3 separate regions of the Mus musculus genome follow, and regions 2 and 3 are each linked to region 1. A link is a loop called in an ENCODE intact Hi-C map of the cell type or tissue named here. Cell type or tissue: heart. All regions are shown on one strand. Links, peaks and the distances in the headings refer to the core of each region. The heading gives the core; the rest is flanking DNA. Region 1 has its middle 16 kb from the start of Krtap28-13. Region 2 overlaps Col4a4 (collagen, type IV, alpha 4). Region 3 has its middle 20 kb from the start of Tm4sf20.

Evidence for each region. A loop is a pair of places that touch in the nucleus more often than their neighbours do. Peaks named below come from ENCODE experiments on the same cell type or tissue, not always from the same donor. Only the 100,000 strongest peaks of a DNase experiment are listed, where the experiment ranks them.
Region 2: it touches region 1 in a loop (3-fold over the local background); 4 of 42 quality-filtered maps call a loop at or near these places.
Region 3: it touches region 1 in a loop (8-fold over the local background); 22 of 42 quality-filtered maps call a loop at or near these places.

The regions. Positions count from the first base shown.
Region 1 is chr1:83,071,675-83,082,485 of GRCm38, reverse strand. No RefSeq gene overlaps it. Among named protein-coding and RNA genes, the nearest start is that of Krtap28-13, 16 kb to the right of the region's middle. In heart, for the core only: a CTCF peak has its summit at 6,149 (motif pointing right); no DNase peak of the experiment used is centred there; H3K4me3 peaks cover 398 bases; H3K27ac peaks cover 433 bases.
Region 2 is chr1:82,549,625-82,560,435 of GRCm38, reverse strand. All of the region lies in intron 4 of Col4a4 (collagen, type IV, alpha 4), which reads left to right. Among named protein-coding and RNA genes, the nearest start is that of Col4a4, 32 kb to the left of the region's middle. In heart, for the core only: a CTCF peak has its summit at 5,895 (motif pointing left); no DNase peak of the experiment used is centred there; H3K4me3 peaks cover 622 bases; H3K27me3 peaks cover 525 bases.
Region 3 is chr1:82,782,746-82,793,556 of GRCm38, reverse strand. No RefSeq gene overlaps it. Among named protein-coding and RNA genes, the nearest start is that of Tm4sf20, 20 kb to the right of the region's middle. In heart, for the core only: a CTCF peak has its summit at 6,033 (motif pointing left); a DNase peak (open chromatin) is centred at 5,946; H3K27me3 peaks cover 391 bases.

The sequences.
Region 1 (10,811 bases), core at 1,698-9,697:
CCTTTTCACAATTAATATAATTTCTTTTACATCCAAAACTTGAATGCTTTTTAAATTTAAAAAAAAAAAGGAAAATGCTGGATTCATGTTCTTTTCCACAATCTTTGTCTCTCTTGTTACCTAGCTCTGCAGTCTAAGGACATTTTAAGTATGAGAAAAATAAACCTAAGAAAAGTGACTTACTTCATTCAAGCTCAGTGATATTCAGGAGTTCTTAACCTTCCTAATGCTACAACCCTTTAATACAGTGCTAACTAGCCACCATAAAATTATTTCTTTACTGCTTCGCAATCGTATTTTGCTACTGTTATGAATCGTGATGTAAAAATCTGATAAGCAGAATATCTCCTATGCAACCACAGGGGGTTGAGACCTGTGGGTTGAGGACCGCTGCTGCCTTAGATGCTTGTGAGGTGGACAAACACAGCCACTGCTGCTTCTGATCATGAAACGGAAGCCAGATGCCATGAAGAACTTTACTTCCCTAGAAAAGCAGAGGACCAGACCTTCACTCCAGGATGTCTAATCCTATAGCTAACCCTTACTGCTGATTTTACTTTAGATAAAACATAAAATGTTAGAATATGAGAAAAGCATAAAATTATCCTTCACTTAAAAAAAATACATTCACAATCAGAAGAAGAGGGAACACCAAAGGAAAAACTGGAGATAGCGGCTATCCATTCCTGGAAATAACTACTTAATTGTAATGATATGAACAGGTTTTTCACATCATTGGGTTCAGAGAAATGCTATGCTTTTTATTCATCTTACAGCTCAAGATCCTCTGCCCCATTAGCCTCCCACCCCTAGACTTTGAATACTCGATGATAATTAATTCTACAAAGAATACACAGGTTACTGGTGCCAGAAATACGTTCAGAGAGGCAACTGATTTTTTAAGCAAAACATTATAAGTAGGGAAAGTCACCAGGAGCAAGGGCAGGCAGAGGATGGAGAGAGAGCTCTAAGGGGTTTTGTATTTCCAAAGCAACTAAAATGTGACTGTGATGAAAGAGTTGGGGGAGATGGACGGCTGTACTAGAAGCTCCCGTGACAGGTGTCCCAGACACCATCAAACACATAGGAAGAAAGACAGCAGGCATAACAGGTCCCCACCTGCCCTGTAAAGTCAGCAGTAAGGGTTAGCTATAGGATTAGACATCCTGGAGTGAAGGTCTGGTCCTCTGCTTTTCTAGGGAAGTAAAGTTCTTCATGGCATCTGGCTTCCGTTTCATGATCAGAAGCAGCAGTGGCTGTGTTTGTCCACCTCACAAGCATCTAAGGCAGCAGCGGTCCTCAACCCACAGGGCTCAACCCCCTGTGGTTGCATAGGAGATATTCTGCTTATCAGATTTTTATATCACGATTCATAACAGTAGCAAAATACGATTGCGAAGCAGTAAAGAAATAATTTTATGGTGGCTAGTTAGCACTGTTGGGATCCTAGGAAACAGAGCTTTGCCCCAGATGCACACACAGCATGGGGAGGTGAATGGTGGTTCAGCGGTCACTGCAGATGACTGTGTGTTTGACACGACTTGAAGAGGCAAGGAACAAATGAGTATGGCTCCTTCGTTTCCAAATGCATTCCCCACCCTTCTCCCTCCCTGCCCCCTTCATCTTCTATTCTTTAGTCTTTCTGTGTATTGAGTGCCATTATCGTTTCTTGAAAGATCTCAAAAGGTATGGTACCTAAAGGAGGGTTCAATAAAGACCTCCAAACTTATGTAGACTTAACTTATAGGTCACAGTTCATACAACAGAAGAAAGGGGACCTGGATCTAGGGAAGTCTTTCAGTATGTAATGAGCAAGCAAGTGTCTAGCCCCACATAAATCAGCTAGTTAACATTTGACTCAAATATCCTGTTTTTCAGGTCCATGCAAAAGAAATTTCAAAATTAACCACTTTAAAAATCCACTTGTGCCTGACTTAGTGCCACACCACATTTTCCAGAATGTTCATTCTCCCACTGGGAGGGAAAGAGATGCCCTCTGAAATCCAACCACCATCTTGCTCAGTAGAGCCTGGAATTCACCTTCTCCAAAGGCATTCATCTGGGCAAAACAACTGAAGGACAACACACTGGGTAGATCTAGGAGCAGTTAAAAGAAAATCCTAGAAATGAAGACACTCTGAGGAAAATACCCATAGCCACCCATAACATAATGCTGGGTGGAATTATGGGATAGCATCACAGCTGTGTTTACCATAAGGACAAGTGAACAGAATCATATAATACGGTGAGATAAATGAGACAATAAAATCATTATGTGAAATTGAGCTTTGCTTAGTAAACAAATACTTCATTTGCTAACAGGTTGACCACCTCAAGAATCTTCAATGGGACCTTTGCCTTGAGAAGATAACAGTTCCCAGCACTTAATCTTGGCTCTTAGGGTGGTTATGTCAGCCACACAGTTTGCAAATAGGTTCTGATCTTGTAAGATTTTCCCCGATTAAACACAAACCTCTGAGTCAGCAGTAAGACCTATGTTAAAGGGAAAGGTGCTGTGGGCTGACATTTAATTACAATTTAATTACAATTCCAATCTTTCTAAATGCTTTTATTAGAAAAAAAACCCAACAACAACAACAAATTTCACTCAAAAAATCCCCCAAAACAAACCAACCAACCAACAAACAAACATATGCCTCTGCAAACCCCACCTCCTCTTTCTTCTTAAGTAGCACAGCACGGAGCTGGTAGATTTCTGCCCTATTGCACATGGTCCGGCCTGGTTATGAATCAGGAGGCTGCTGGTACTGGGGTCCTGCCAAGAGGTTGAGTCTGCCCGGAGACTAGCCGCTCCATCACCCCTTGACAGGTCCAGTTTTATTAACCTCTGAGACCCATGAATGCTACCTTACTCGACAAAAGGAACTTTGAAGATCTGATTAAGGGTTATCTTGGTTTGTGAGGATGGACCCTAAAATTTTATCTCTAATGACTTTCTGAGGTGGAGGCAGCTGCAAAGCTCACTGCAAAGGAGATCATGGAAGCCAAGGTTGGGACGTTCTATCAGTTGAGGATAGACAAGGCCTCCAAGGGCTAGAAGAAGCAAGGGTACAGATTCTGCCCGTAGGAGGGGCCAACCCTGCTTTGACAGGACTTCTGCCCCCATGAGACCAGTGCAGGGCCTCTGACTTATGGAACCTCAAGAGAGCAAACAAGGCCCATTTTAAGTCACCAACTTGTGATTGTTCACACAGAATCAAGAGGAGATTAACAGAGGTAGTAGATGTGATTGATTTTATCTCATAGAAGCTATCAAAGTAGTTATGGTGCTGGAGGTGGAATAGATGAACACCCCTGACCTCTAGTTTGACCCCAGAGGCCTGACTCTCAATCTGTTAGCAGTTCCCACAGCACCTTTCTCACACTGCCTCACTAGAGACCCTAAGCATGCTTCCTGGGCCTCAACGCGCATGAATGAAGTTAGAATGTAATGTTAATGTTATTGGCAATAAGTAAGTCATTCTGGAAAAGTTTTCCAAGTCATTTTCTGTACTCTTTCATTAATATCATTTTAATTGCTTTCTTTTTAGTTAAATAAAAATTGGATATGCTCACAGTATGTTTTGATATACACATCATTGTAAAATGGCTAAATCAAGCTATTGAGATATATACATTTCCTTAACAGTTACCTTTATTTTATCTTTTTATGATAAGAACATAAAACCTGATTTCAGCAGTTTTCAAGTATACAATATATACAGTTTTGTTTTGGCCTAGATTGGAAAGGTTTTTGGGGGTAGGAGGCAGGAATTTGTTTTTTCTTTTTTAACATGGTCTCATCATGTCAATGTGTAGCTCAGGGTAGCTCAGTAACATAAGCCCCCTGCCTCAGACTCCCAGGTCTGATACCACAGGTGTACATGACCACATCCCACCAACTGTAGTCACCAAGATGTTCAACAGATCTCTTGAATGTATCCCTCTCCTTAGTGGAAGCTTGGTGTCCTCTTACCAACATGCACTTTTAAATCACAAACAACTTGAAAACATCTACAGTTCAGCAGTATAGATTCTCCCATGAACTGCAACAGGATTGGAAGACAATGGCCCAATGGTTGTAGCCAAAAAACCTCATCTATTAAAACCTAGTTACCAATGAGCTATAATTAAGGGATGGACCTTTTGGGGGTGGGTGATAGGTCACAAGGGCTCTGCCCTCATGAGTGGAATTAGTGCCCCCATAACATGGAGAGAGAGCTAGTACTTTCTGACATATGAGGACTTAATCAAAAGTCATTGACTACATGAAATGAAACTCAAAGGCACTGGCTCTGCCAGTATCTTGGTCTTAGACTGAATACTGTGAGAAATAAACATCTATTGCCTATAAGCTAGCTGGTACATATTTTGTTGTATCTGTGCAAATAGACTAAAGCAAGTAGTGTTCCAGAGTGACACTATTCTGCTGTGTATGCTTCTGGGCTCTTTTTTTGAGAGCCTGGTGTCAGAGAGATTATCCCGAGATGAGACTATATATTTCAGTCATCCAAAGATGTAGAACTTGCAAGCATGTCCAAGCTTTTGGCATTGCCATTAACAAAGTTTACCCTTAAAGAAATACACAAACTAGTCACAAAAAAAAAAAATTACAAAAAAATCCCCAAAAGACAAAAAACAAATCTCATAATGTTTTAAATACATGTATGATTTTGGTATTAGATCACATTCATAGGTATCCTTGGCCAACCACAGGTTGCACATGTCAGGAGGTTTGTGCCTGACCAGATTCCTGCTTCTGATCCTTGCTTTGGGACCCTGGCTTCAGAGCTGGCCATCTGCAGCAGCCTGGGAAGGCAGGACCGATGTCTAAAGGTCCCAGAGCATCGCTCAGCTTCCGGGTCTCTTGTCACATCTCCCTATTGTTAACTATGAAGGACTAAGCAGCAACCTTTCAAAATGCCAAGGGCATGTAAGGAAACAAGAAACTGAAGATATCTCACACCATCCCTCCCCGTTTCTTCTTCATTGGGTCTGAAAGTGCTTACAGAGTTCCTCCTCTCTATCTAAAGAAAAGAAAAATAGCATCATGTAGCAGGGAGAGCAGTGGAAGCGGAGGGAAATACTGGTATTTCTTGACAGAGAGGAATAACACTTCACCACAAGCCAGACAGTCTGTGTTTTGTTCCACTTGCTCTTCTTGCTTTTGCAAAATATTTCAAAAGCACCCAAGCCACCCCCAGTTTCATCACACGCTGTCATGTTTCGAATCCAGTGGAGAAACTGATTCAAGGAGCCCTGTAAAACCACAACACTTACTTCAAGGAAACGTGAGGTCAAACTGCTTTGCCCACACAGTCTGGCTCCGTATCACATTTCATAAATAGTCTTAGTGCCTAGAAAGAAAGCGCACTATCAGTCTTTAGAGAATACCAATTTCTTAAGGTTTTAGCCATCTCAGCTGGGCTCTGTTGTTTTTCCAACTAAAGCTGGTGTGATGTTGAAAGTGCTATTTTTTTTTAATCAGCCATTGTTTGTGCTCCAAAGCAAAAGAAATGTACTAGAAGATATGCAAGCTTTTGTTGCTAGGGTTTGTAATAGGCAATTTTATCTGTCTAGAAGTCTTTCTTATATATACTTTTTTTTTAAGTTATGGGACACTAGGAATCTATGTTTGATAGTCATTTGGTACTACCGACTAGCCGACACTGGTTGACTATCCCCCAAAGGTCACGGTGAGATGTAAGGATGTGTACAGATGCAGAGGTTTCCCAGGCTGGGCTAACGGCTGTGTCTTGCAGAATGAGGGGTCTCCAAACCTGTTGTAGGTCACTCCCCACCACCTGCTTCCCCAGTGAATAGCGTGCCCCTATGTCCATTTTCCTGGCACCCACCAGGGAAATTATGTAAAATTCAAATTTCTCTACATGATCAAATGTCTTCATTGATTTCCCATGATCTCAGCATACAGTACCTACCAGCCCCTACGAGGTCGCCCACGCGGCCCATTACCTCAGCTCTACATGTGGCTCAAAAACTGTAATCTTTGTGCCTTCGCACAAGCTGCTCCCTCTGCTCATCTTCCAAAACAATCACCTTAATTTCTATTCCAATTCAGCCTCTTCCAGAGAGCCACTGACTGTCTATTCACTGTGATGTCTCCTCCCTTACTGTACTTACCACTTCTAACCATTAGGTGGCAGCACGGGGCTGCTTTTCAGTGCTCTATTCAAAAGGGCACTGCAAACAACTAGTTAAATGAGCCCCTCATTAACTTCCCTCTTGCCTCTGTGTGCCTTGTTTTCCTTCTCTGTAAAGTATAGATAACAAAATCTGTTCCACGAGATTTGTGTGTGGATTATTTGAGGCAATATAAACGAGCTCCGAAATCGCCACAATGAAAGCTCAGTTTGAGGGACGTGTTGTTATTTAAGTCTGTGTTTAATGTCAGCCTCCTCTAGCCGACTGTGATTAACCTTTCATGTTTAAATATGAATAGCAGAAAATCCATTGCACTTCACGGGAGTCTCTTAGTACCATCCCTACGGCTGCATATTTATTAGAATCTCTGAGCAGTTTCCTAGCTATTTGTAAAACTCCCTTTGTCAACTCTGTTTAAAGCCTGTGTCTTCTTATTTCTCTTCCTCGGGTTAAGGTCTCAGCTCAGGGATGACACCTCACCCTGCTTCAAAGCCCTGTTGACCTTCGGTTAAAGAGTGAATGAACACTCTTGTCTACTTTACCAAAGTTCCTGACGGTCATGGGGGTCATAATTTTGGGACATCCTCACTGTGAATCCTGCCCAAATTCGCACCCTCTGTGCCTTCTCTCACTGTGGTGGCGCTTAGATGTGGCTTCTGGCTAGAAGGCGCCTCTCTCTTTCTCTGATAGGCAAAGCCCTACCTTCTCTTCAGCGTTCATGTCCTGAATGACACTTGACTATTTCCCTCTCCCTCCTAAGTCCCCCAACACCCTCCAACCACCTCTTCTCCCTTTGTTCATCACACCTTGTATAGGACACGTTAGTAGAATTTATTGTACAATGTATGGCAATACTTAACAACAATGAATTTTATTCTTGGCAAAATAAGTCATGTGCTGTCTCATAGTTGTTGGCGCTGACATCTGACTTTATGAAAGGAATTTCATTCAACTGCTTCTTGATAGTTTCCCAAATAAAAGATAACTTTTGGTTTTGTGAAAATTAGTCTTTTTCCCATTCTATTCAATCATTGTACAAGCCAGGAATAGAAAGGAATGAGAGGCTAAAAGCCTGGGATGTTGAGCAGTAGAAGAATTCTCATAGTCAGCAGGCAGAGGCAAGGGTTCAAGGCCAGCTTGGACTGCAGAGCAAACCCCATCTCAAAATGCAAAACAAAAGTCCCTGTGGCCTTTCTTCCATCCTCCCGTGTTCAGTTTTTGAGGTCAGAAAAGACAGGCTGTGCTTAGGGTGGAATGGCTACAGATTATAAAGCAATTCCTATGCCAATTTACGGGAACACCTTTTAACGTAAAGCAGGACCAACCTGACTTATCTACTCAGAACGCAACATATTAGTTGACTAACAAGCATGCATAGTAGTTCACTTGTATTTATACAGGAACTTGCTGAGGCCATACATAAATCCAGGGTACTGGTTGACTACATTGCCAGCAACTGCAGATAGAGTCTATTTTTACAATGCAAAACTATTGTAAGCAGTGTGATAGATAAACAGATGCGTATATATCCTTTGCTAAGTGGTTTGTCTCCATCACAAGCCAGTGTTGTTCTAGAAAACACTACAATGTCTTATGGCCTGTGTAAGAAGCAAATGATAGGAACCAAACAGATGTATGCTAGAGCCCAGCCCCATCCTTTGGTCTCTCCAGAGTCTCTTCCCAGCAGGACATGACCAGATTCCTTCCCTCTCCCATACCCAAACGTCGAGCTTGCTCCTCCTGGACTCTCTCCCTCTTGTGCCTGATTTGACCCTTCCCTACTCTTCTCATACATATGGTTTGCTTTGCTTGACTTCTTTTAGTTTTCCATGCAGAGATCTGGCAGGTAATCTTAAAAGCTATCGCAAAAGGGAAAGAATGCTTATCTATACATTTTATGTACATAATGTATGACACATCTTGTGTAAATCACCGAACCCACATGCACAGTTTTGAACTTGATTCTCCTTCTGTATTGGGATCAACACGATGCAGGAGACTAGATGTAAGAAAAGTGAAAACCCTTCCATGTTACTTTGTTAGTGTGTGATTTAAGATTCACACGCAGACACAAATTGCTCATATTCAACAAAATGTCTTAAACTATCTTAAGACAATGTGTAGTAGCTACAAACTTTACATCTCAAGGAATCTTTCTGTTCACTTCAAAAATAGCATCTAACAAAATGGCCACAAAGACATGTTATAGCCAGCTACTAAACTCATTTTCTTCTTCAATCTAGTGCCCTTTGTTCTGTTGCTACATGCCAAGGGGACAGCACAAAAATGCTGGGTAGTTACCTAGTGCAACGTCAAGTCAACCGTGTTTTTCAGGATTATTGCCGATGTAACGAGCACTCTTCCGTGCACTCTCTGAACCAGCTTGTACTGAGCATCATAGAAAACACTCCAGCGATAACTAGTCTCCACGGCTGACATTCCTTCAGAGGGAAGCAATTTCCAGCTAGGAGGAAAATAGTAAGTGAAAATCTACCAGGGAAGTTGCCCTAAATGTATTTATGGCTTCTAATAAGTGGCTTCTGCTTGGGTTTTCATAGTACTGAGGGTTTAACACAGAACCCCCATGCATGCTACCCTACCTCTGAGCTACACAGCCAGGAAGTGAGTTTTCACAAAGAAAGAAAACATTTGTGTCTCAGTGAAATCTCAGTGAACTTCCAGGGAACTAAAGAACCACGTGGAGCAGCAACAGCAAGGATGCAGAGCCCACCTTTATCTTGCTCACCAGTTGCTTTGGGCTCACCACATGAAACATCTTTCTTGGACTCTAGACAGCTGGCCCTTGGGGAACTGTGTCATGTAGATGCACAGCCCCTTCACTCACAAGTGTAAAGACAGCAGTATTCCTTCCAGCCTAGAGCTATCTGTGGGGTTTAGTCATTGTCTTCACCCATAAAGCTCAAGTTCTGAAACCCATACATGTCAAGCAGTGCTGTTGCAGTGGGGTTCTTAGCCAGGGAAAGTCCAAAGAAAACTCATTCGCACTGAGCATTGTTCATGCTAATAGCATAGTTGCAAAGTATACAGTTTTGTTATATGTATTATATATTATGTATTATGTGTTATATCATAGATCATGTATCATATATTATTAAAAATTATATAATGTATAATGTATTATATATTACATATTATATATTATAGTATATATTGTATATTATATATTACATATTATAATATATATGTTATATATTATATATATTTAATGGTGTTTTCTTTTTTAAGATAAAAATTAATTCTGGTGTAGTGGTGTATGCCTTTCATCTCAGCACCAGGAAGCAAAAGCAGGCAGGATTCTATGTGAATTGAAAGCCAGCCTGGTCTACATAGCAGGTCTCTGTTCAGCCAAGTTTCAAGAGTGAGACCCTGTATCAACCAGTGGATAAGTGACTCAGTGGATGAAGGAGCTTGATGTGGGAGCCTGGAGTCCCAAGTCCCATGTTGGATCCTCAGAAAGAGAGCGCCAACTCCACAAAGTTGACCTCTGACTTACACACACACACACATACTCACACACACACACACACACACACACACACACACTCACACACACACACACCACTAAATTGCAATAGAGCCACCAGAAATGTTATTTCTGTCTGTTATGAAAATAAAGAAGAAAAAACATATGTAAATGTTGTATTTTCACTTTGTGATGGATCTGCCCCTTTATTCCACACACATACAAATGAGATGCTCTGCCAAGGGCAAATATAAGAATAAAGGAATAACAAGAAAAGACAGAGTATTAAGGAGTGGGTTTTACACACACATACACACACACACACACAAATTCGACATTGTCCTAAAAAGGGATTACTTTTCTGTCCATGCAGCTGAATTTGCCCACATACCAAGTACAATGTTACTGCCAGCAATGGACCAATATCACAATGGCGGTCTCACGTGTTTACTTTGTCTTGTGGCGTCATAGTCATGTTAGTTTGTGCGAGAACACTCAACAGTGTCTTCACAATCACCTAAATGCATATTTTCCCACCCTGCCCCCCCAAATCATCAGTACATATTTATACAAATAAGTGTATGAAGTTCTGACCTGAATGTTGAACACAGCCCAGGATCCAGAATGACGAAGAGATGCTTAAATCTTTGATGAGATCTCCAAACAAGAAGCTGAGATGTGTCTCCAAGAGAGTCGGCCAATCCATGCTTCGACTTGATTTAGACAGAAAATGCCTTTGTTTATTACAGGATGGCAAGGAGGGACAAAGAAGGAAACTAACTCTTAAACATGCTATAAACATTATTATACTGAAGAAGGATTGATATAGATCATTTAAAACACAATATTTCTGAATTGCCACCAAGTGTGGACAAGAGCTATCTCTGAGGACCAGAGAAGGCTGTCCATGCACTGGGGTACAGGCAAAGTACCCCAACTTTACCTCTAACCTTTCCTACCTCTTTTTATCATTATCCATAATCTTCTATTTTGAGGATCTGTGAATCCATTTTAACCATGCCTCAAAATATTATAGGCAGATGTTGGGTTGAAATAATGACAGAGGATGAGGGCATTTGATAAATCAGCCAAGGGGCCTTTTCCAACAGGAAGTAAACTGTTACAGGTAAGTGAAACCAAATAAGTTGAATTCTGGAAAGTTCAA
Region 2 (10,811 bases), core at 1,474-9,473, 520 kb after region 1:
TGGGATCTCCCTGTGAGGGCTACCGGTGGGGGTGTCATTTTCCAGCAGAGAATGTGGGAGGAAGACCATATGTCGCTGGGAGGAGATAGAGATATAGGCTCTCAGTCCTTAGCATCTGGACAAGCTCTCACTACAGAGGCAGCTCCAGGTGGACTGCTGAAAAATAATAATGAGCTGACACTGAATTCCAGGGGCTAGAGGTGTCTCCCTGAGGCTACTCAGCCCATTTAGGAAAAAGCTGGTATCCCTAAAAAGGAAGTTGGGCCTTTTTATTACTTGATGATACAAAATGAATTGTGGTCATTTTAAATCACCATGACCACTTGTCACTCCTCACACCCCTAACTGAAAACTTTCTTCTTCTTAGCAAGTCTCTTTCCTACTTTGATCTTTCTTCTTTCTTCTTTCCTCTTCTTTCCTCTTCCTCTTCCTCCTCCTCCTCCTCCTCCTCCTCCTCCTCCTCCTTCTCCTCCTCCTCCTCCTCCTCCTTCTTCTTCTTCTTCTCCTCCTCCTCCTCCTCCTTCTTCTTCTCCTTCTCCTTCTCCTTCTTTCTCCTTCTCCTCCTCCTCCTCCTCCTCCTCCTTCTCCCCTCCCCGTCCCCCCTCCCTCTCTCTCTCTCTCTCCTCCCCCTACCCCATTTGTGTGTGTGTGACATGTGTGACTCTTTACTCATTGCATTTATTTAGGGTTGCTTGTATGAGCATGTGTGGAAGGCTGCTACTAAGGCAATGTCACATCATCTGTGAATATAGCACAGAAGAAAGTGACACCTCCCCAGCAACCATCCCTTGCCACGAGTTCCTTACAGAGGAGCAGTGGTGGCATAATGAACTCTTCCCCATCCTTGGTCAACAACTTGTACCAAGCACTTAGACTTTCACCTCATAACTATGGCTTCAGGACAAGCACTATCCACCCGAGTGGGAGGCTAAAGCAATTCTTGACAAGCAAACCTAGCTTCTTGTTAATAGCTGTGAGTCTGGAGCTACATGAGGTGAAAGCGGGGACGTGTACTCTCAGTGATTCAGCATCATCTTTCCATCAGTTTGAGTAAGGCTGTGCCTAAATTCCCTCATCAGATAAGCATATACTTGTGACGGGTCATGTAAACGGCCCCTTGATTCACAGTCCATGCCTTAGAGGAATGAGTTGTTGCCCATTGGTTTCCCCTTTGAAATAGGTGTACTTTATCGTACTGAGTTGAGTGAGTAGGTAGTCTGCATGCATCAACCAACAGATTAAAATCCAGAATCTAGCCTAGAGAGGATGCAGAAGCCTTTTTTTTGTAGCCACTGTGGATCCATAAGGAGACTGTTTCCAAGAGAGAGAAACACAGTTAGCAGTCTCTCCTCTGCCCCAGACTTCCTATATCACACTGGCACTGCTAGGAAGTGAGTAAGCTCTCATAGCTCAAATCCCTGTGACCTTCAAGTGTGGCCAGAGATGTGCATCATCAGAGCAAGTCAACTCTGACCACTGTGGCTCTAGGAACTTTCCAGGTCAGTGGTGTTGGGGTCGGGGCAGGAGATGGGAGTGTCCCCTTGATGGCTGGCTTGCAGACTCAAGCTCAGCCTAGGAGAGAAAGGTTTGTCTAGAGGATTAAGCCCATTCCCCAGGGTGTGGGTGTCCCTTGGCTCCAGGATGTGAGGTGTGACTATATAGCTACTGAGTTGCTCCACTACATGATCTATGATTCTTCTCCATCTCCTCTCTACACTTGCTGTTAATCTCTCTGTGAGGAGATGAATGAGATAGCATTGAGCAGGAATTTTCCTTAGTCTCTGTCAGTCTCCAGGGAAGCAACTCCATGTAGTAAGTGGGTCTGTGTGTAAGATGAAGAAGTCATGTTCTTATGAACCAAATTGGACCTTTTGTGAGTTTTGGTTACTGACTGGGGGGTCAGAGAATTCTTTTCATTAATTTATTTTATTCATTTTATATCCCTATCCCAGTCCCACCTCCTTTGCTCCCAGTTCCACCCTCACAAACCCTCCCCCATTACTCCTCCCCCTTATCCTTAGAGAAGGGGAAGCTCCCACTTGGGTACCATCCTACCTTGGGGCACCAAGTTGCAGCAGGACTGACTGTATCCTCTCCTACTGAGGTCCAACCAGGCTGTCCAGCTTGGGCTATGGGATCCAATGGTAGGGAACAGAGTCACAGAGCCCGATTCCTGCTATTAGAGAGCCCACATGAAGACCGAGCTGTACATCTGCTACAAATATGTAGGAGTCTGAGGTCTAGCCCCTGCATGCTTTTTGGTTGGTGGTTCAATCTCTGTGAGCCCCCATAGGCCCGGCTTAGTTGACTCTGTAGACTTTCTTGTAGTGCCCATGACTCCTCCTGTTCCCTCAAACCTGTCCCCCATTCTTCCACAAGACTCTCTAAGCTCCATCTGATATTTGGCTGTAGGTCTCTGCATCTGTTTCCATCAGCTGCTAGATAAAGCCCTTCAGGAGACAGTTATGCTATGCTCCTGTCTGCAAGCGGAATATCATTAATAGTGTTAGGGGTTGGCTCTCTCCTATGGGATGGTTCTCAAGTTGCACCAGTCATTAGTTGGCCTTTCCTCAATCTCTACTCCATCTTTATCCTTGCATACCTTTTAGGCAGGACAAATTTTGGGTTGGAGGTTTTATGGGTGGGTTGATGTCCCACTCCCTCCACTGGGAGTCCCACCTGGCTACATGAAGAGGAAGAAGTCTCAGCTAGGGTCCCCATACACTCCTGGGAGCCTCCCCTGTCCCATGCCTCTGTCTAGTCCATAGAGGGATAATATTACTAATTTAATCTTCTTTCTGTAGCTTATTTAAACATATGGGAATACATTTTATCATCTGAAACAATGAAACAGCCATGAAACCACCATATCTTTGTGACTTGGTTTTCTGCACAGGAGGCAAACAGCTTTAAACTCATCCTGTCTTCAAGTTTTTGGTTTAAAACCCAGGTCCAATATTAGTGAGCCTCTCTTTCCTTTGGGATTGTAAATCACTGAATTATGCTCAGTCAAGTCCAGTCTTGTGCTCTTGCTCACCCACCCCTTATACATTTATCAGCCTGCCTCCTGTGATTAAAAAGGAGATTTTACTTGGGTAATTTTAATTATTCTTAGTATTTCTCTTTCTCATGCCCTTAACTTACTTGCACGCACAGTTCTAACTCTCACTCCTTATCATCACACAGCTGCATTTAGGACACTAGCTTCAGCCTGGCAAATGGTTCCATGTCGTACTTTTATGTCTCCAAATTCTCAGTAGTCAATAATGTTCTCTTTCATCGAAACACCACCCACCAGCAGCTGAAGGTGGATAAAGCCAGTCTGTCATCTGTTCCTTGGCTTTGGAGCTGCTTTCTTGTCCTGTTACATCCTGTTCCTCTAAGGACTCAATGGCTTATTACTAGAAAATTCTCTGATCAGTGATATATACGATGGATGCATGTGCTTTTAGGGTATCAGGTAACCTGAGGTCAGATGGCTGGGACCATTCTCATCAATAAACATGAGGTTCATTCATGGATCTCACGCCTTTGTCCTGCAAAAGCAGGGGCATTCAGAATCTTTTTGAAACTGGTGCTGCACTGTCATGTGTTTTCAGGTGGATTCCAGGCTGCCAGGCTGCAGGCTACAATGTAGGCTTAGGTTGCTCAAGTGTTTATTTTAGAAATGGTAACATGGTTTTTGAACACCAAAACACATGCAGAAACAAAAGGGACACATTTCCAGGTTGGAATTTGCTGTGTCTTGGGGTTGAGTATCTCTGAGAAGGGTTTTGGGAGTCTGTGGTTAGCAGAGCTCTCTGGTCTACCTACAGTGTGGCTGCTTCAATGTAGATGGCATCTATCTGAAGAATCGCTGAAGGTAACTAGCATCAATTTCGTATGCCACCAAATCTCCTTGGCATCTAGCATTTGTGTATATGGATGAAGGAAACAGAATAGTTGCCTCTAGCACTCTACAGTCTGTCATGTGTTTCCCATCATACCAAGTGTACATGTTCTAATATAACAGGACTTCTTCCAGGACTCAGGTGTAGTGTGTTTGACGGTGGGTTCCACGTTTCTGTTTACATCCATCGTCTCCTTTGGTGCAGTGATTTCTAGTAGGGCTTCAGGTCTCCCTACATGGAGTTCAAAAATTTCGGTCACTTTGTCGTGCTGTCTTAACTACAATGAATAGCAATCCCTTCCCATTTGTTGGACAAATAACTATCAAATACTTGTCAGGCAAAGGGCAAGACCATGGGATAAGAAGAAATCAATGAGAATCACCCTTCAGCCACTGTTTCTGGGTGCTTGAGGGTGTCTTATGGGAAAGAGGATACAGCAAAGACCCTTGTGTCTCCCTGGTGGGTAAGTTGGTGCCCTGGCCTGGCCTCGCATAGAAGCACATGGGTGGCAGACACATTGGATATGCTCTTGAATTTGGACCTGCTGGAGTTGGAGGGCAGCCAGCCCCAGCATAGAGGAAGAGTCACATTAACACCAACAGCTTCTGTGACAAATTAGCACATGCTTGGTGGCTTGTGGCAACAGAAGTGCATGCTTCCACAAACACTTGAGACCAGCTGTTCAAAGGCAAGGGGTTGGCCCTGCCAGGATGCAGCTGGAAAATCTGCTCCAACCTCCATCGTTCTTCCCCTGGTTCTAGATGCATTATCCCAGCTTCCTTCACATTGCTTATTCTCTGTGGTGTCAAATCTCATCCTGACATACGGCGGCAGACATGGGAGAACTGCCCTTGGGCAACCTATGATAGCTGAACCCAGGATACCATCCTAATAGCATCTCATCTCCAACCATCTTATAAGTACAGTGGGGATAGGGTCAGTGGATACAATAGTCAGGGAAGATAGCGTGTTATTAGGAAAGCCTGCTAACAGGCTACTACACTAGCCAGGTGGGAAGTCACAGAGTCTTAACAAGGAGTGGTCACGGAGGTGGGTGGGTAGGCTCAGAAATTCCTATGGCTAGCTCGACTGCAGAGGGAGGCTCATGGGAGCTGTTGGGCGAGTGCTCAGGGTGATGCTATCCCCCAAATGAAGGTGTACATAGTGTAGATTGACAGCAAGTATTTCAAGAACCACATTTGAGGGAATAACATGGGTCTAGCTTTGGACTTGTATAGCGTGAAGTCCCCTGCATATGTAGGAGGTGTTGAGAAGGAGTGGTCTTGGCTGGGGAGGGGCTAAGGGAACTGTTTAACTGTGGTTACAGTGGGCTCCATGGAAATACAGTCTCCGCCATCAAGAGCAGATAAGAAGGGGTCAAGGCATTCCTCCAGAGCTCCAGGGTCACTCCCACAGGCGTAAGAGGAGCTAAGACACAGCAGGGAGAAAAACACAGAGGCTAGGGTGAGGCAGAAGGCCAGGGAAGAAGGGGGAAATCACAGGAGCAGCATGCACAGAGCCCTACCTGGTGTCCTAGGTCTCCACAGCACATGGATCACGTCAGGCTGTTCCCAACACACATGGGAGAACCATTCATTAGGGACTGGTCGAAGAGGTGACCTTGTTTTCCAAACGGCTAAGCTTTTCCCTTTGGTTCTCTGTGCAGGGTTTTCTCCTTGTACAGGCATACTGCTTCTTGAGAGCATAGCTAAAATCCCTAGTGCTTCCAAGGCAGACTGATAAGTGCATCCGCACGCTTGTTGTTAGCCGGCAAGGTTATCTTAGGGTGCAAGAAAACATTCTTTACTACTGCACTCCAAGATCCTTGGACTGTTCACTGCCTCTTCATTCTTTGGTTTTAAAACACTTCCTGATGTCCAGACTCCTCCCTCCCTCAACAATATGGGGATGGGGGTTGGGGGGGGGGGGTTCTGAAGGTTCTCTGTACCCAGGGGACTCCAGCTTCCCACCGGGCCCAGGGTGAGGGTGTTTGTGATATTGCAGTGCCACCTAGTGGCGTCTTCTCTGAATTACATCTCAGCATTAAAAAGAAGAGGGAATTTAAAAGGAATGATAACATTAGAATAAATAGACGCAGCAAAGGGGGAGGTGTCTTGGACACAACATTCATTTGTACATTTTATTTTCAGAAGTATTTATGAAGCATGGGAACACACTAAAAATTTGTATATTGTGAGACAGTGACCAAGGTAACTGGGAATGAATCTTTAGTCTCAAAGACATTCTAAAGGGTATTATCTTAACCAGATTTTAAGTAATAAGCACAAAACATCAATGAAATGAAGGTAGTGAATTGCTTTGGCTGTTATTTTCAGGTAAGAATGATGGTTTGAGGGAAATGGGGTTGGTGAGGTCTGGAATGGAAAATGAAGCAGACACCTTGAGATGGGAAGGTCTGAGTTCAGACTTCTACATCCCCAGGTCCTGTCTGTGTTGCCTCAAGCACATTGCTTCATCTTTCTGAGGCTAAGTCCTCCTCGGAGAATGAAGAAGCATGCAAAGGTGGCTTTCTACTTCCTATTTTTGTAAAGAGCCCATGAGAAGAAAGCAGAACACCGTATTGAGCTTAGAGCAGAGGAAGAGCCTAGAACATGTGGCTTGGTTATTATTTTTTTTTTTACTATTCTAATTTTTATCAGGTATTTTCTTATTTTACATTTCAAATGCTGTCCCAAAAGTTTCCTATACCCTCCCCCCGACTCTCCTACCCACCCACTCCCACTTCTTGGCCCTGGTGTTCCCCTGTACTGAAGCATATAAAATTTGCAAGACCAAGGGGCCTCTCTTCCCAATGATGGCCGACTAGGCCATCTTCTGCTACATATGCAGCTAGAGACATGAGATCTGGGAGTACTGGTTAGTTCATATTGTGGTTCCTCCTATAGGGTTGCAGATCCCTTCAGCTCCTTGGATACTTTCTCTAGCTCCTCCATTGGGGGCCCTGTGTTCCATCCAATAGCTGATGCCACTGCCATCAACACATTTTTGATGGGAGGATGGTAGGGTTTGAGTGACAGATGAAGAAAGACTATTGTCATTTCTGGCATACAAATGAGAATGGCACATGAATACATGGATCATAGGGGACTGGTGGGTTGGGGTCCGGGTGGGGGCACAATATGCCATCAGAGGTAAGGCATATGACCCAAGGGAAGGGCAGGCTGGAGGGAGCTAACAGATCTGTTGGGGAGAAAACTGAGGTCAAGGGAGTGAGGGAGACTGACACTTGGATAACCTGTGCAACAAATGATGTGACTGTCTTGGGGCTTGGCAGTGAATGGCTCTGAGCTAGAAGTACGGCAAATGTGCATACAGTTAGAGCCAGCCTAGGCTGCAGAGTGAGACTCTGTGTCCAAAAACTGCTGCTGCTGCTGCTGCTGCTGATGATGATGAAGTAAATGAGGAGGAGGGAGAGAAAAGCCAGAAATCTCACTGCAGACAACATAGGAGTCAGTGAGGCCCTACACTATGCCAGTAGAGTAGTGGGAGGCAGAGGGGTTTGGAGAGAGGCTGACCATCCAGGTAAGGATTCAAGGCAGCAAGGATGTGGGCTTGAGTAAGTCATGATCTTGAGGCAATTTTCTCATCTCTCAGTGTGGGGACAAAGTTGCACAACTTTCAGTGTTACTGGCTATGTTCCATGAGGTAGGGATGGAGGGTGGTTGATATATCGCCAAGATTAAGTTTGTTTAAGCCTTTTCTCCTTCCTGTGATAGTTTGATAGCTAATGCCATGGTCTCACAACCCAACGGGTACTGAAAACGTTTTCTTTGTTACTTCATTTGTGTTTTGTTTTGTTTTTACATTAACTAGATGTTTTGCCAAGAAAAACCACAAAAAGGTCATAGTAGAAAATTGGACACACACACACACACACACACTGTCCTAACTTACCAAGGCTCTTTGTTCTGGCCTTGGTTGACAGTCTCTCTCTCTCTCTCTTTTTTTAGATGGATTGTTTTATTTTTTTTAATTTTTTATTAGGTATTTTCCTCGTTTACATTTTCTTTTTTTTTTTCCATTTTTTATTAGGTATTTAACTCATTTACATTTCCAATGCTATACCAAAAGTCCCCCATATCCACCCACCCCCACTCCCCTGCCCACCCACTCCCCCTTTTTGGCCCTGGTATTCCCCTGTACTGGGGCATATAAAGTTTGCAAGTCCAATGGGCCTCTCTTTCCAGTGATGGCCGACTAGGCCATCTTTTGATATATATGCAGCTAGAGTCAAGAGCTCCGGGGTACTGGTTAGCTCATAATGTTGTTCCACCTATAGGGTTGCAGATCCCTTTAGCTCCTTGGCTACTTTCTCTAGCACCTCCATTGGGAGCCCTATGATCCATCCATTAGCTGACTGTGAGCATCCACTTCTGTGTTTGCTGGGCCCCGGCATAGTCTCACAAGAGACAGCTACATCTGCGTCCTTTCAATAAAATCTTGCTAGTGTATGCAATGGTGTCAGCGTTTGGATGCTGATTATGGGGTGGATCCCTGGCTATGGCAGTCTCTACATGGTCCATCCTTTCATCTCAGCTCCAAACTCCGTCTCTGTAACTCCTTCCATGGGTGTTTTGTTCCCAAATCTAAGGAGGGGCATAGTGTCCACACTTCAGTCTTCATTCTCCTTGAGTTTCATGTGTTTAGCAAATTATATCTTATATCTTGGGTATCCTAGGTTTGGGGCTAATATCCACTTATCAGTGAATACATATTGTGTGAGTTTCTTTGTGAATGTGTTACCTCACTCAGGATGATGCCCTCCAGGTCCATCCATTTGGCTAGGAATTTCATAAATTCATTCTTTTTAATAGCTGAGTAGTACTCCATTGTGTAGATGTACCACATTTTCTGTATCCATTCCTCTGTTGAGGGGCATCTAGGTTCTTTCCAGCTTCTGGCTATTATAAATAAGGCTGCTATGAACATAGTGGAGCATGTGTCCTTCTTACCTGTTGGGGCATCTTCTGGATATATGCCCAGGAGAGGTATTGCTGGATCCTCCGGTAGTACTATGTCCAGTTTTCTGAGGAACCGCCAGACTGATTTCCAGAGTGGTTGTACAAGCCTGCACTCCCACCAACAATGGAGGAGTGTTCCTCTTTCTCCACATCCTCGCCAGCATCTGCTGTCACCTGAATTTTTGATCTTAGCCATTCTGACTGGTGTGAGGTGGAATCTCAGGGTTGTTTTGATTTGCATTTCCCTGATGATTAAGGATGTTGAACATTTTTTCAAGTGCTTCTCTGCCATTCGGTATTCCTCAGGTGAGAATTCTTTGTTCAGTTCTGAGCCCCATTTTTTAATGGGGTTATTTGATTTTCTGAAGTCCACCTTCTTGAGTTCTTTATATATGTTGGATATTAGTCCCCTATCTGATTTAGGATAGGTAAAGATCCTTTCCAATCTGTTGGTGGTCTTTTTGTCTTATTGACGGTGTCTTTTGCCTTGCAGAAACTTTGGAGTTTCATTAGGTCCCATTTGTCGATTCTCGATCTTACAGCACAAGCCATTGCTGTTCTGTTCAGGAATTTTTCCCCTGTGCCCATATCTTCAAGGCTTTTCCCCACTTTCTCCTCTATAAGTTTCAGTGTCTCTGGTTTTATGTGAAGTTCCTTGATCCACTTAGATTTGACCTTAGTACAAGGAGATAAGTATGGATCGATTCGCATTCTTCTACACGATAACAACCAGTTGTGCCAGCACCAATTGTTGAAAATGCTGTCTTTCTTCCACTGGATGGTTTTAGCTCCCTTGTCGAAGATCAAGTGACCATAGGTGTGTGGGTTCATTTCTGGATCTTCAATTCTATTCCATTGGTCTACTTGTCTGTCTCTATACCAGTACCATGCAGTTTTTATCACAATTGCTCTGTAGTAAAGCTTTAGGTCTGGCATGGTGATTCCGCCAGAAGTTCTTTTATCCTTGAGAAGACTTTTTGCTATCCTAGGTTTTTTGTTATTCCAGACAAATTTGCAAATTGCTCCTTCCAATTCGTTGAAGAATTGAGTTGGAATTTTGATGGGGATTGCATTGAATCTGTAGATTGCTTTTGGCAAGATAGCCATTTTTACAATGTTGATCCTGCCAATCCATGAGCATGGGAGATCTTTCCATCTTCTGAGATCTTCTTTAATTTCTTTCTTCAGAGATTTGAAGTTTTTATCATACAGATCTTTCACCTCCTTAGTTAGAGTCACGCCAAGATATTTTATATTATTTGTGACTATTGAGAAGGGTGTTGTTTCCCTAATTTCTTTCTCAGCCTGTTTATTCTTTGTATAGAGAAAGGCCATTGACTTGTTTGAGTTTATTTTATATCCAGCTACTTCACCGAAGCTGTTTATCATGTTTAGGAGTTCTCTGGTAGAATTTTTAGGGTCACTTATATATACTATCATATCATCTGCAAAAAGTGATATTTTGACTTCCTCTTTTCCAATTTGTATCCCCTTGATCTCCTTTTGTTGTCGAATTGCTCTGGCTAATACTTCAAGTACTATGTTGAAAAGGTAGGGAGAAAGTGGGCAGCCTTGTCTAGTCCCTGATTTTAGTGGGATTGCTTCCAGCTTCTCTCCATTTACTTTGATGTTGGCTACTGGTTTGCTGTAGATTGCTTTTATCATGTTTAGGTATGGGCCTTGAATTCCTGATCTTTCCAAAACTTTTATCATGAATGGGTGTTGGATCTTGTCAAATGCTTTTTCTGCATCTAACGAGATGATCATGTGGTTTTTGTCTTTGAGTTTGTTTATATAATGGATTACATTGATGGATTTTCGTATATTAAACCATCCCTGCATCCCTGGAATAAAACCTACTTGGTCAGGATGGATGATTGCTTTAATGTGTTCTTGGATTCGGTTAGCGAGAATTTTATTGAGGATTTTTGCATCGATA
Region 3 (10,811 bases), core at 1,964-9,963, 290 kb after region 1:
CAGCTCCTAGCTGCAGGAACAGAACACATGTGTTGTCTTCCTAGATCCAGCCAATGTCTTGATTGCCCAATGTGTCCTTGACTGTATTGTGCTATATGTCCAGTTGCATCTTCAACTTTTTTTTTTTTTTGAGTCTTCATAAGCAAAAATCTTGCATACAAAGGTCTCTGTCCTCTCATTTTCAGGACTGAGGCCCTTCTCAGTGTGAAAGGGAAAGGACTAGTGACTAATTGATATGATTCATGGAAGAGGAACTAGACAGTAAGGGACAAGAAATATGCTGTATCAGACTCTAGAGAACCGAATCACAGTGCAAACATGGTTCTCTTAGTCAGACTGATCTTCAGCAAATCCCTACAGAACCAGGGCTTTCCTTTCGTTGGGCCTAACAAGCTAATACACTTCGTACAAACTGATGTATATTTGATATATTGCTTTTAAGAATTCATTTGGATTTAAACAGGAAGATGGTCTCAAAGACGCAGACATCTCTGTAATCCTGGCACTGGGAGAATTGTGAGTTCAAGGCCAGTCTGAGCTGACTGTTGAGTTCGAGGGTGGAACGCTCACTTAACATTGTTCCCTAACTTATTTAGAGACAATCTTTAAAAAGGACTTGAGACCTAGCTATGCATGGTTGACACCTTTGGTAGAAATCAGGTGACTGATGAAAAGGGACAACAGAGCATCTTCACTGTACATTTAAACCTATGCGAAAACAAGTTTACAGGCAGTTGTGAGCTGCCTCATGTAGGTGCTGGGAACTGAACTCAGGTCCTCTGAAAGAACAGTGTAAACTTAACCACTGAGCCACCTTTCCACCCTGGTGGATTTTTATGTATGTGTTTGTATGAATGTGAGTGTATGATATATGTGTTTGGGGGTTCGCAGAGGCCAGAAGATGCCATTAGATCCCCTGGAGCTGGAGTTACAGGCAGTGATGCTGGGAACCAAACCCAGGTCCTTTGGAGAAGCGGTACTGGACCTTAACCACTGAGCCATCACTCCAGCTCAGTTTGAAGTCTTTGACATTTGTAGGAAGTGTGTGATCTACTCACAAATAAGGGACATTAGAAGTGTATAGAAGGCTGAGGAGATGACTCAGCAGCTGAGAGCAGTGTATAGAAGCCTGAGGAGATGACTCAGCAACTGAGAGCACTTGCAGCACAAGTATGAAGACCTAAGTTCGAGTCCCCAGAACCTATGAGAAAAGCTGAACGTAGCTGCCTGCTGTAATCCTGCACTGTGGAGAAGGTGGGCGGAAGATGCGAGGACCCATGGGCTTACTAGTCACGTGACCTAGCCCCAGGCTCAGTGAGAGACCCTGCATCAAGGGAGTAAGATAGAATGTAATAGAATAGGACACTCAAAATTTTCCACTGGTCTTAGTACATGCAAGCTCAGGCACATATACTGGTACATAGGTGAACATACAGCCACATACACATATACCTGTACACATACATACCTACATATATCACACATACACACCATCACCACCACCACCATCACACATAAGTGCACAAGGACAAAAAACCCCAAAACCCAAAACCCAAACAACCAGAACAGCTACTCATAGGATACATGAAGAATGATTTTAGTGTTTGAGGTCTGTAACCACAGCTACTGAGGAGGCCAGGACAAGAGGATGACAAGTTTAAGGCCTGCTTATTTGGTAGTGAGGCCAGTCTGGGTGAGTAAGTGAGACCTCTTCTCAAAATAAATGAGTAAGGGCTGGAGGGATGGCTCAGGGGTTGAGAGCACCGACTGTTCTTCCAGAGCAGTCCTGAGTTCAAATCCCAGCAATCACATGGTGGCTCACAACCATCTGTAATGAGGTCTGATGCTCTCTTCTGGTGTGTCTGAAGACAGCTACAGTGTACTCGTCTACATAAAATAAATCTTTTTAAAAAGGAAATATCTATTTTTTAAAAATCAGTGATAAAAAGAGAATAGAGGGTAGGTTCCGGGATAGGGATGCTTACAAATAATGTGTGAAGCCCGAGGTCCCCCAAATAAATCCGAAATCTTTACTTTTTTTTCTATTATAACTACCCTCCCTTCCCTCTAAAGTAAGAAATTCTTTGAAGGCCTGAAGAAAATGAAGAATTAAACTCTTCCTGACAGGGAAGAGGGAGTCTGGAAATTATGCTTGATGGGTAGAATGAGAAATCCTGGCAAGGGGCTGGGCGCTGACAGGCGAAGAGATGCATGTCTGACAGGATTTGGACTGTTCGCAGAAACTGAGACGGAGCAATTATGCAAAGCACGCTGAGAGAGCTGTCTTCCTCACTGTCAGCTTTCCGACGATCCCAAGCAAGGACTAGTCGTCACATCCAGCTTCCATCCCCATCCTGTGTGCGGTAGGGCCTTTTCTCATTTCTTTGGAATCAGCTGACACAACAGTCGAAAGTTCACTTACTCCGAAGAATATGGCAATGCCTGGGTTCATTTTCCTGATGCACTTTGGGTCCCTTGTGCATCAATGAGCTGACACATGGCCGAGGCAGGGCAGAACGAGGCAGTAGAGATTACCAGAGTGAGTCAGGATGGGTACTGAGGACTGAGACATGTGGCCACCTCAGTGGTTGAGAGCTTACTGTGCCTGCCTGTTAGGCATCTGCCTCAACTAGAACCAGCCATACCGACTTAAGAGGACAATCAGATACTCTGCAGGGCAAGGCTCAGGAGAGAGAGACTGGTGTTGAGGCAGGGTAATGGGAAGAATGAGGAAAGTTTCACAAAAATCAACATAATGAAAAAGAAAGTTGACAAACAGGAAGACTGTAAAATGCCTTCAGGTTCCAGGAGAGGGACTACATCCTACCTCTGGTGCCAGTGCACAGTCACCCCAGAGTGCAGAAATGTGACACACAGCTTAAATGCATAGCTCGAGATGGAGGCAGGAGGATCAGGAGTTCAAGGATATCCTCTGCTAATAGTAAGCTCAAAGCCTACCTAGGCTACGAGAGACCCTGTCTCAAACAAAGCAAAGCAAAGCAGCAAAGCAACACACACCCAACGTACAAACGCCCCAGCTGTGCCCCACAAATGCCCTGTCCTGTGTTCCGTGGGACCATTGAGCTAATACACTCTTTGCTCTAGCCTACTCCTCCCTTGAAACAGCACATTTTTTATGTGCTCTTAACTCATGTTTAATACTAGTTTCTGTCCTTCTAGGCTTTTCACACAATTCATTGTGTTTTAACATATCTATTAGCATATATTAATTGTACATAATAATGGGTTTCATATTTCCATACACATGCACAGTGTGGTTCGATCATACTCAGCCCCGTTTCTGTTTCTTTCCTTCCTCCCATTCATCTTTCCTCTTCCAACTATCTCTCCTTTTACTTTGATGCCTTGCCTTTATGTGTGTCTGACCCAACCAGTTTCAATAGGATTGCTTGCAGTAGGAGCAACGTCACCGTAGCAGGGGCTACACCATCCAGGAAAAAGTCTTTTCCTCCCCCAGCAACTGTCAACTGCCTATAGATCCTCAGGGAGGGGAGGGTCCTCATGAGCACTCTTCCCCGCTGCCTCAGGATGGGAGGTTGATTGGTCCAGTCTTCTGCCAATCTTGTTCAGGTATTCATACTTACTATGAATTCAAGATCAGAACAGACAGATTGTACTTAGAGGACAGGGTCCCCAACATCCCACCCCCTCCTCTGGCATTTAAATTGTTTTCTCCCTTGTTTTCATCATGTCCCCCGAACCTTGGAGGAGTTCATTCAAGCTATGGGTCACGTCAAGACACTCTGGAGTGACTGTACACCACCAGCACAGGGTGGGATTTAATTGCCCTCAAGGAACCTGGAGGCATTTAATTATCACCCACGCTCATTATCTTTATCAACAGTAAGTGTGCTGGTTGGCTTGTTTTTGTTTTTGTTTTTGTTTTGTTTTGTTTGTCAGTTTGACACAAACCCAGACATATGTGAGAATATTGTCTCAGTTGAGACTATCCCGCTATAAGATTGCCTTATAGGCAAGTCGGTGGGGCATTTTCATCACTGATGGAGCATGTAGGAGGATTCACCTCAGTGTAGATGGCGCCACCCTCCGGCAGGTAGCCCTCAGTTGTATAAAAACAGCAGGCCGAGCAATTCATGAGGAGCAAGCCAATAAGCAACTCCTTTGTGGTTTCTGCTTCAGTTCCTGCCTTGAGTTCCTGCCCTGACTTTCTTTCTTCAGTAATGAACTGTGATATGACCGTGTAAGCAAAGCAAACCTTTTCCTTCCCGAGCTGCCTTTAGTCATGGTGTTTTTATGTCAGCAGGAGAAACCCTAACTAAGATCATAAGGCTCTGTAGCAGTAGCTCTCAACCTTCCTAGTGCTGCAACCCTTTAACACAGTCTTCCTGTCGTGACTCCCAATCATGAAAGTATTTCTTTGCTACTTGAGAATTATAATTTTGCTACTGTTCTGAATCGTACTGTAAAGTCCTGATAGGCAACCCCTGTGGAAGGGTCGTCCCATCCCAAAGGGATCCTGACCCACAGGTTGACAGCCACTACTCTACAGTTACTGCTGCTCATTGCAGAAAGAAGTTGCTTTGACCAAAGCTGACAGCAGTCTATGAATATAAGCCTGATTCAGAAAACAATGCTCTCGGCTGCCAACAATTCATGTATCTTTGTCCAGTTCTTTGTTTCCAGGATATAAGGACCTTGAACTCCTCTGGAGATGCTCATTAAACATTGATATTCACCAATGTTAGTGATATATTTACAACCAAAAGAAAGTGTCCTTTTATGAGATGGGCACATATGTGTCACCATCTCATAGTGTGTGTGTGCATTCATGCATGTGGTGTGTGTGTGTATGTGTGTGTGTGTGTGTGTGTGTGTGTGTGTGTGTGTGTGTATACATGTGTGTGGTGAGGCTTGCTTGCTAAACAGTTGTTTCTGTTCTTTCTTGAATTTCCATTAAAAAAATAGTACTAGAATATTGAAAATCTGAGAGTGAAATAAAACACAGTGATATGGTCCAGTACTTAGGCCATTTGTGGTTCCTGCAACTGGGAGATGGGTTGGGGGATTAAAAGGAGCCAGAGCTTGCTTCTGGCTGAAGAGACTGAGGAGGGCTCCAATGGGCAGGGCTGTGCATTGTTTGCTGGGAACCCCAAATCAGTGAGTGAGACGAGGCCAAGTTAGAGGTATCAGATGGCCTGCACAGCCCTCTCTTCAGCTACACACCCTCGATGGGGGTGTTGGAACCACGACTCCCCACTCGATAGTCAGATAAACGGAAAGCAGATGGTACCTTTGAGAAGAAACATGGCTGGCAGCCATGATTAGAGAGCCGACCATATGATTCACATTTCCTCTCTAAGTAAGAATAGATGATGGTTCCTGCTGTCTGGGAAGGCTCACACAGAAAGGGAGAGGGCAAGGAAATGTGCCGGAGGTTGTGGATTTACACCCCAGGAGGGGCTCAGCCTTTGACTTTGCATGGGACTACATTCTGTGCCCTGGCCTAGCACACAACACGTGCATGGTCAGGTCCTCTCTAGTGGTCAGGGCAGTCTGTGATACTTCCCTTCCAGTGGTAGAGGATGGAATGTCAGAAGTTCAAGGACAGCCTGGTTAACATAGTGAGTTCAAGACTAGCCTGGTCTACAGGAAACTTTTCAAAAAACACAAAAGCCAATCCATCCAACCAAACAAGAAACCAATTCCCCTCCAGTGAATGATCAACTTTCTTTAAATGGAGGTTTTAGAGTCCAAGATCAAATGGCATCAGATTCTCTGTGGCTCAAAAGCTACCTTTTAGAACACCTTGGCACAGGGCAATCTCAGTGATGACTCCTGGGCTGGATCTGAGTGTCCACATTCCTCCCCATTCCTGGCAAGCCGTCTCTACATGCTGACTTCACACTGTGCCTCAGTGACTAGACTAGGGGGCTAACCACGCCTGTCCCAAAAGCTCTTTATCAATTCCTGTTAGGTCTGGGAGAGCAGCCAGACATTCCAGGAAGAGTGAAAAGCCTGAGCCACAGTGGTGACTGGTTAGCACACACTGCCCTCTTGTGTCTATAACACAGTTCACAGGATACTTTCCTGCAGGCTCAAGTTCAGTGAGAATCAATAGGATTGCTTTGCTTTATAGAGAAAGTCCCACAGTTGCCATAATGGTAATCCTCCCGCCTCAGGTTCCCAAGAGCTAAAACGACAAATTGGAGGGTCCATCTACAGTTTGGAATGAATCCTTATCTTTTCTTGTCTCTTTTTGGTTTCATTCTGAAGTTTTTCATAGTCCTAAGCCTGTAAGCCTCAGAAGCAGAGAAAGAAATGGAAGAGGGAGAGGGAGGGGGAGGGGGAGGGGAACTGGAAGGGGGAGAGGAGAGGAGAGGGTGGGAGAGAGGAGAGGGTGGAAGGGAGAGAGAGAATGAGAATGTGTGTGTGGAGTGCACATACACACTCACATGCCAGTTTCTCAGTTCAGGGTTAGTGAAGTTAGTTGATAGAGACTGATTCCAAAAAGTAGGTGCTGACCACAATGGGACCCAAGACTAGAATGAATACTCTGTTCTCCAGATGAAAGAAAACCACCATGGGGATCAGGGTCTGAGGTCTGTATCCAAACACCAGAGTATCAGAAAGCCTTAGGGGAGCTCCTAGAAAGTGCTGGGCTTCTGAACTGAGCTGCTAATTTCATCCTCATTTTCTGAAAGCTTTGGAAGGTGGTACTGGGGACATTCAAATGGCTGCCTCCTGCTCCACAAACATCTTCAATAAAGACCACTTATTTTTTTCTATCTAGTATCACTCAGACATGGGCTGTCCCTTTGGCAAGCTCAAGCCTGAACCTATACCTATGTTAGGTAGCAAGTGTTCTGCCTCTGCCTCTATCTATCTATCTATCTATCTATCTATCTATCTATCTATCTATCTATCTATCTATCTACCTACCTACCTACCTACCAATCATCTCTCTCTCTTCTCTCTCTCTCCCTTCTCTCTTCTCTCTCTCTTCCTTTCTTTCTTTTTTTCTCTCTCTTCAGCTTGCTTTGAGGAAGATGTAAGCTGTGCTCTAAGTTTGCGTACATCATAGTTAGTGACCCAGATGTGGCTTTGATGAATCAGATGGCCCAAGCCTGTATGCTTCACTTCTTAAAGTACAGAAACCAGAGTCAAAATTACTTTCACACGGCCTTCTAACACCACAACTGAGCATTCAACTATGCATCATATGAGGCTAGGGAGAACAAATAAGGGGTGGAAAAGATGCACTTTGCTTGGCAGGGAGGGCTATCCTCCTTGGATGTTTTTCACATCTGTGTCTCAGCCAGGTGTTCTGCCCCCGTAGGGAACGGCCATCAGGAGGCCCCCACACTGATAGAACTTTTTGTGCTCCTGTAAGTGTGTGGTGTACAACCTGGACAGCCTTTCCAAGCAGCTGGGAAGCACAGCTTCGTAAATAAAGGCACCGATGCCCTAATTATGGTTTTTGAATCTTGTGTAGGATTACTTTTCAATCTTTTTATCCCATCAGTGGCATTTTCCCTTAATGACATCAACGCTTTCTCTGCCTTGTGTTCTTGTGTGAACCTTGACATGATGGGGTCCAGTTTCTTGCCTCAAACACACAGAGACAGGTCAGCAAATTTACAGACCATGTTCACAATCACAAGATGAGGGGCTCTCGCTAGCCTGGCTTTGTTTTGTTTGAGACGGGGTCTCTTGTAGCCCAGGCCGATCTCAAAATTGCTGTGCAGCCAAAGATGACTCTGGGCCTCTGATCTCCCTGCCCCCACTGCCTGAGTGCTGGAATTACAGGCCTGCACCGCCACACCCAGTTTACGTAGTGCTGGGCGTGGAACTTGGGCATCAGGCATGCTTGGCTGTTTACCAAGTGGCTATGGCTCCAGCCCATAACCATGCTCTCTTTAGTTTTTTTTCAGAATTACATGATTTTTTATTTTGTGTGTATGCATGTGGAGTTCAGAGAACAACTTTGGGCTGTTGGCTCTCTTCTTCCAGCATATGGGGTCTGGGGACCACACTCAGGTTGCCAGGTTTGGTGGCAGCTACATTTACCCACTGAGCTATGTTATCAGCCCCATAAACATGCTTTCTGTCTGTCATTTATATTAGAAAAGTTTCTCTGTTTGCTTTTCCTGGTCCCCAGATCAAAGAACACAAGATACAACATCAGGAAATAAGTCTGGCTTGCGAAAGCATTACGCAGAGTTGTGATTTGCATAGTGATAAATGATTTGGCTACCTTTTTATTTTTATTTTTTTTTCTGGTTTTCTCTTAAGGTGAGGCCAAAGGTAAAGATTGGAGGAGCTAAGTTTGCTTGCTTTCCATTGTCAGAGATTAGTTTCAAACTCATCTCCAGCTTGGAGACCTTCCAGGTCAATTCCTGAGTGTCTCTTTGTGATCCCGTTCAGTGGTTCCATGCTCTGTCTTAGCATGGCAGGGACTCTTGGTAGAAAAAGTTCTCTTCCCATCTCACGCACTTATGTCTGCTGTTCAGCCCACTGTGACCTGGGTCAGTCACAGCAAATCCATCTCACTACAAACCCAAAGGCTCAGGGCACCCTGGTTGGCTACAGTCACTGCCTCCTCTCTTTTATACCCTGTCCTCATATTCTGTTTACTTAGTACCAGCGGGATAGTTCTACATTTGTCCTCCCTGTCAAGCTCGTTTGTGTGAGGGGTCCTCACCTAGACCCTTTCCTGAGCTCTGGATCCATCTTCCTAATGGCCTACGGGCATCTCCATGGGCGTGCTCACAAGTATCTCCAATTGAAGCCGTAGACTCTGACGTCACCATCTTGCTTTGCCACAAACAATCCTAGCAGCCAAAGGTTCTCTATCACCTGTGCACTCAGACCAGAGTCTGGAGTACTTCCTGACTGTCACTCTCCTCATGACCTCTCTAATCTAATCAGCCAGTAAGTCCTTCCTCAGCATATACCCAGGGGCTGGGGAGATGGTAAATGGACTGCTGCGTAATTGTGAGGATTTGAGTTCAAATCTTTAACACCCAAATGAAAGCTGGACACAGCTATAATCCCAAGTACTAGAGAACCAGAGACAGATATCTGGAGCCAGTTACTTTAGCTGAATTGGTGAAGCTCAGGTTCAGTGAAAGGATTGTTCTCAGAAAACAAATAAGGTGGAGAGTGATTGAGGAAGATGCTCAGCATCCTACAGGACCCACATCCACAGGCACACATATACATACACCATAGATAAAATGAATGTTTAATAAATAAATCAACATCCACCAAGTCCGTTGACTCCATGCAACTCTGCAGTTGCACCTGAATGTACTCTTCAGCAGCAGCATCTCTGTCCACTCTAGGAGCCTCTTCGGGGGGGGGGGCAGGGTCTCCATCTCCATTATTAACCCTTTCATCTCTTGGTCCTGACAGAGAATGCCTGTCCATCCCAGATAGAGTTACTACAATGTTGGAACTTCATAAGTCTTAGTAGCCATCCTTCCCTTTTTTCCCCTTGTAATTTACTCCTTTCTTCCTCAGCATCTCAGAGTTTGTTCTTGCCTTTGACCAAAATGCTCTTGTGTGCCTACATTTGCATCTGCTAGGTCTTGTGTAGCTCTCAGTTGTGTTTTCAAGAACACCTTCCTTGACCCAATGTAATGCAATCAAATATACAGCCAGGCTGGCCTTCTCCCCTCGATCCCTCTCCCTCCCTCTCCTCCTCCTCCCTCCCCCTCCTCCTCTCTCTCTTCTTCCCCCTCTCTCTGTTCCCCCCAACCCCCAGCATAAGTATCTTCCAAAAACAGTGGAAACTATTCAACTGAAGGACCATTTAGTCTCAAGAACCGTCTTAAGGAGCCTTTGAGTGGATGCTTACAGGAGGACCACAGTGTTCTTTCAAACAGAGAGCTTAGGAATTAACAGCAACAACATCAACTTAGTTTTCACCTAGACAGACCAGCAAAGGAGGAAAAGGAGATTGATGGGTGGCGTGAGACAGAAAGGTACAAAAAGGGTTTATGTGTACTGATTGAGGCATCTTTGTAGAACAGAATTGGCATTTCAAATGATGAGTTTTAGGGATGGGATGCTGCTCGATTGGTAGAGTGCTTGCTGCACAAGCATGGGAACCTGGGTTCAGTTCCTAGCAGCACGTAAAAGCAGCCCTTCACTATGGCATAAGCCTGTAATCCCAGCTCTTGGAAGGTATTGGCTGGAAGTTCAAGTCACTCTTGGCTACAGAATCTTTTCCAAGCCAGCCTAGGATATACAGAACCATGTCTCTTTAAACAAACAAACAAACAAACAAACAAATAAATAAATAGAATGACTTGTATTTGGGTATGGTGGAGGAAGCCTGTTATCCCAGCATTTGGATGGCTGAGGCAGGAGGATTATTGTGATTTTGATGGCAGTGTGGGCTACATAGAGGATTTCTAGGACAACAGGACCCCATCTCAAAACAACAGAAAACACCACCAAAAGCTGGGCTGGAGGAATGGCTCAGCAGTTCAGAGCACTTGCTGCTCTTACAGAGGACCTGGGTTCATGTGGTCACACACAGCTATCTGTAACTCAAGTTCCAGGGGATCCAGCACCCACTTCTGACCTCCTCAGTCATCAGGCATGCAGGCAGCATGCCCACCAACAAAACACTCACACTCATAAAATAAAAAATAATAAACCTTTAGAAAGTGTCACTGATAAGAAACACACCTGTCTGTACAAAAAGACTTCTCTTTTTGCTAATTCAGTTCCTCTCAAACTCCAGGCCAGGAAGGTCTTTCCCCTTCAAGTGCTGGGACCTTGTTGGGAAATGAAGGGTTTGTAGGAGTTGATTAGATCGA